Regions from separate parts of the Homo sapiens genome. Here region 2 is linked to region 1. Evidence: read pairs that join two places in POLR2A ChIA-PET (ENCODE). Cell type or tissue: Panc1. All regions are shown on one strand.

Evidence for each region. Peaks named below come from ENCODE experiments on the same cell type or tissue, not always from the same donor. Only the 100,000 strongest peaks of a DNase experiment are listed, where the experiment ranks them.
Region 2: POLR2A ChIA-PET joins it to region 1 with 12 read pairs; 2 of 35 experiments call an interaction of 5 or more read pairs at or near these places.

The regions. Positions count from the first base shown.
Region 1 is chr1:28,453,954-28,456,453 of GRCh38, forward strand. The region is part of intron 2 of PHACTR4 (phosphatase and actin regulator 4); the gene reads left to right. Among named protein-coding and RNA genes, the nearest start is that of SNHG3, 51 kb to the right of the region's middle. In Panc1, no CTCF peak of the experiment used is centred here; no DNase peak of the experiment used is centred here.
Region 2 is chr1:28,077,906-28,080,405 of GRCh38, forward strand. The region is part of intron 1 of EYA3 (EYA transcriptional coactivator and phosphatase 3); the gene reads right to left. Among named protein-coding and RNA genes, the nearest start is that of EYA3, 9.5 kb to the right of the region's middle. In Panc1, no CTCF peak of the experiment used is centred here; a DNase peak (open chromatin) is centred at 968.

The sequences.
Region 1 (2,500 bases):
GCCCGTAATCTTAGCACTTTGGAAGGCCAAGGTGGGAGGATCCCTTGAGCTCAGGGGTTTGAGACCAGCCTGGGCAAGATAGCAAGACCTTGTCTCTATTAAAAAAAAATTTTTTTTTTAATTAGCCAGGTGTAGTGGCACACGCTTTTAATCCCAGCTGCTCTGGAGACTGAGGCCAGAGGATTGATTGAACCCAGAAAGATAAAAAAGTCCATTCAAAAGGAAGATATAATAACTCTAAATTTGTATATACCTCATAACAGCTTCAAAGTATATAAAGCAAAAATTAATAGAACTAAGAGAGAAATCACTTTGTCTTTTTTTTTTTTTTTTTTTTTTTTGAGACGGAGTCTCGCTCTGTCGCCCAGGCTGGAGTACAGTGGCGTGATCTCGGCTCTCTGCAAGCTCCACCTCCCGGGTTCACGCCATTCTCCTGCCTCAGCCTCCCTAGTAGCTGGGACTATAGGCACCCGCCACTGCGCCCGGCTAATTTTTTGTATTTTTAGTAGAGATGGGGTTTCACCATGGTCTCGATCTCCTGACCTCGTGATCCGCCCACCTCGGCCTCCCAAAGTGCTGGGATTACAGGTGTGAGCCGCCGCGCCCGGCCATCACTTTCATAATTAGAGATGTTAACATACCTCTCTCAGTTACTGATAGAGCAAACAGACAACAAATCAGAAGGGATCTTAATGATTTGTATATGATTAACCACCTTGACCTAATTGGCATATTTAGAACACCATACCCAACAATTGCACAATACACTTTCCAATAACACATAATTGGAGATAATGTATTATAAATTTGGGAAGAAACAACTGTAAGCTTCTGTTGTTTATTTGCAACTTGGACCATATTTGAGATATATAGGAAAAGCATTAAATATAAATGGCCTAAACACTCCAATTATCCTACCACGTTGGGAGACTGAGGTGGAAGGACCACTTGAACCCAGCAGTTTGAGACCAGCTCAGCTCACTGTAACCTCCACCTCCCGCATTCAAGCCATTCTCCTGCCTCAGCCTCCCAAGTAGCTGGGATTATAGGTGCCTGCCACCATACTCAGCTAATTTTTTTTTGTTGTTGTATTTTTAATAGAGACAGGGTTTCCTCATGTTGGCCAGGCTGGTCTCAACCTCCTGCCCTCAAGTGATCCACCTGTCTCGGCCTCCCAAAGTGTTGGGATTACAGGCATGAGCCACCGCATCTGGCCTCATTTTTCTTTTTCTTTTTCTTTCTTTCTTTTTTTTTTTTTTTTTTTTGAGACAGAGTTTTGCTTTCACCCAGGCTGGAGTGCAGTGATGTGATCTTGGCTCACTGCAACCTCCGCCTCCCAAGTTCAAGATTCTCCTGCCTCAGCCTCCCGAGTAGCTGGGATTATAGGCGTGTACCACCACACCCAGCTAATTTTTGTATTTTTAGTAGAGACGAGGTTTCACCATGTTGGCTAGGCTGGTCTCAAACTCCTGATCTCAGGTGGTCTGCCTGCCTCGGCTTCCCAAAGTGCTGGGATTACAGGCATGAGTCACCATGCCTGGCCCCTAATTCATTTTTCTTCAACAAAGAAGCAGCCTATAGCCAGAAAATGTCTGCCTCTGTCTCTTTTAACCTCCATGAGGTTTCCAGATAATAATCTGGTATTGGGTTTAACACACCTGACTGACCTTAGGACCCTAGGCTGACCTGGAGAGATTTTTTAAAACAGATTCTGAAAGTCCTACCTCCTGGAGATTCTGTATTTTGAAAAGGCAATTGGGCTGATTCCAAGTATTTGGACAGATTTCGGAGTCTTGGAAATAATGTACTGTTTGTCCTGGAGAGTAGGAAAAAGAGGGGAAGGAAGGAGGGAGAATATGAGGATATGAATATGTATGTGTGAATTTGAGATAACTGAGTCAGGGCCAGGTGTGGCTCTACCCCAACACAGGAGGTAAGAGGAAAGAAGGACATCTGCCTCTAAAAGTTTTGTAAAAGTGAAAATCAAGCACATTTGCATGAGAAGCAAAGAAAATGTTGCTCTGTTTTTTGTATTCAGTGGCTTTATTTTTTTTATACATATTTTGCTTATGTATCAACTATTTTTTTTTTGAGACAAGGTCCCTGTATTAAGCCATTCTTGCATTGCTATAAAGAGATCCCTGGGACTGGATAATTTATAAAGAAAAGAGCTTTATTTGACTCGTGGTTCTGTAGGCTGTACAGGAAACATAATGCTTGCAACTGCCCTGCTTCTGGGGAGGTCTCAGGAAACTTACAATCATGAATCATGACAGAAAACCAACCAGGAATAAGCATGTCACGTGACCAGAGCAGGAACAAGAGAGCAAAGAGGGAGATGCCACATACTTTTAAACGACCAGATCTCACGAGAACTCACTCACTATTGCTAAGGCAGCACCATATGGATGGTGCTAAACTATTCATGAGAAATCCACCCCCATGATCCAGTCACCTCCAACCAGGCCCCACTTCCAGTACTGAAGATTACAATTCAACC
Region 2 (2,500 bases), 380 kb before region 1:
CAGTGTTTGGATAACACTGACTATACACTATACTAACAGAACTAAGTCTTTTGAAATCTATGTCTTTAGCTGTTAGAAGAACTGTAAAATCTAGGTTCAGTTTTTTTATTAATGTTTTATTTCTCCAAATTTATTTACCCCTTCAAAACTCCATCAGACAGGATAATATAAGTGTTTGTTAAAGAAAAATAAAATAAATAAATATCTTACACCAAAGATAAAAAGGAAAGAAATCTGGTCTTGAATGAAAGTCAATTCACTAACTAGCTCCACTTAAGTTTTCCCAAATAGCAAACCATTAAAACTATTAAGATTACGGCCCAAATAACAAGTGGTTCCTAAGAGAGATTTTAAAAGTTGGGCCTGTAGCCTTGATAACCTTTAGCTTTAAATCCAACACGCTACACAAGAACTTTCCCTACAGGTCCTCAAGACAAGATATTTTCAAGCTCCTGAGCAATATAACATTAAATGTCAATCATGCCCTGTTACTCAGCAAATATACAGAACTCATCATAGTCACAAACACTCTCAGGAGCTCCAACTGTGAGTTGATACTATTAATAGCAAACATTTATGGAATGCTTCTTATGGGTCAGGTACCGTTCTAAGTACTTTTAATATATTAACTATTTCTTTTTCTTCTTCTTTTCTTTAATTGAGACAGTCTCGCTCTGTTACCCAGGCTGAAGCGCAGTGGCATGATCTCAGCTCACTGCAACCTCCACCTCCCAGGTTTAGCAATTTTTATGCCTCAGCCTCCTGAGTAGCTGGGATTATAGGCATGCACCACCATGCCCAGGTAATACATTAATTATTTTAATCTTTCAATAAGTCTATAAAATAGAAGCTATTTGTTATTATCACCATTTTACAGATGAGAAAACTAAGGCACAGAGAGTAACTTCCCCAATGCTATACACATAGTAAGTCACCAACCTGGTATTCGAGCCCAGGCAGGCTAGCTTCAAAGCCTGAGTTCTCAAACCACAGCTATGTGTCTCATAATGGAACAATGCAGACAGGACTGGTGATATTTAAAAGCTGACTGAGCTTAAAATGTATGATATGCCATACTATAGTCATCAACAGCCAGAATTCTTAAGCCAAGTAATGAGAACATACGAGAAGATGGCAAGTCTTCTTCTTTATCCTTTACCATTCTCATTTTTTTTCCCCAGGCCTCCCAAGTATGAGTATGAGTTAACACAAGTGAAGTGCTTTAAATAGTGCCTGGCACATAGTAAGTGCTCACTAAGTGTTAAGAGCAGGTAGTGGTATAAAAATAGTAGAGTATGTCTGCTGACCCTGTTTCACTCTACCAGCTAGGATAGGCAAGGAACTGTTGATATTTCTACGCCCTTTCCCCCTTTGTGATTACAGGAAACGAATTGGGACAATACATAAATGTAATCCACTGTCGCAAACCCTAATTACTCTTCAGTCATGTTATTTCACCTGACCATATACACATGAGCAAACTGCTTCATTCCTCAGTCCTCTTTTTTTGGTTTACAAAGACTGGACTTGGGCCAGAAGAGAGCAGAATAAAGCAGCTTTGTAACCTTTTGACTAGTTGCCAAGAACAGAAGCAAGGTTTGTGAAAACCAACTGAAAGGACCTAAACTTTGGACTGTTAGATGGAAACTAGCAAAGGATTCTAACGATAGAAGCTCAGCATACAACCGAGCATTTTCAACCTCACGATTCCAAAATAAGTTTTTAAAATAATGTGCCTAGAAATGGTAAAGAACAGGGATGACAGTAATGGTAATCAGGGCAACAGGACCTCCCTCTCTCAATGATTGTTCTGCAGCTATTTAGGTTAAGTTTTACAGAATCCATCCACGTACATTGCAGAGAAAAAAACTAGCAAACCTAAACATTTTCTTTTTTTTTTTTTTGGTAGAGACAGGGTCTCGCTATGTTGCCCAGGCTAGTCTTGAACTCCTGGGCTTAAGTGATCCTCCTACTTCAGCCTCCCAAAGTGCTGGGATTACAGGCATGAGCCACCACACCTGGCCCCAAACCTAAACATTTTCCATTACAAAAAGACAATATTAGGGGAAAGATCTAGCAGTCACTAAAATTTTGCAAACTGCAGGTACATTGCATTAACTACGGAAACTAAAGAAAAAATTCAATTTCACCTAAAAGCTAATCATTCTAATGTATTCCCGTAGTAACGGCACTGATATCAACTTAGTGAATGGAAACCAGCAGTTTGTTTTAAATTAAAAACAATAAAACAAATAGAGGCCAGGCACAGTGGCTCACACCTATAATTCCAGCACTTTGGGAGGCTGAGGCAGGAGGATCACTTGAGCCCAGGAGTTCAAGACCAGCCTGGGCAATACAGTGAAACCGCATCTATAAAACACAAAACAAACAAACAAAAAAAATTAGTGAGGCATGGTGGCACACACCTGTAGTCTCAGCTGCTTGGGAGGCTGAGGCAGGAGGATCACCTGAGCCCAGGAGGTCGAGGCTGCAGTGAGCC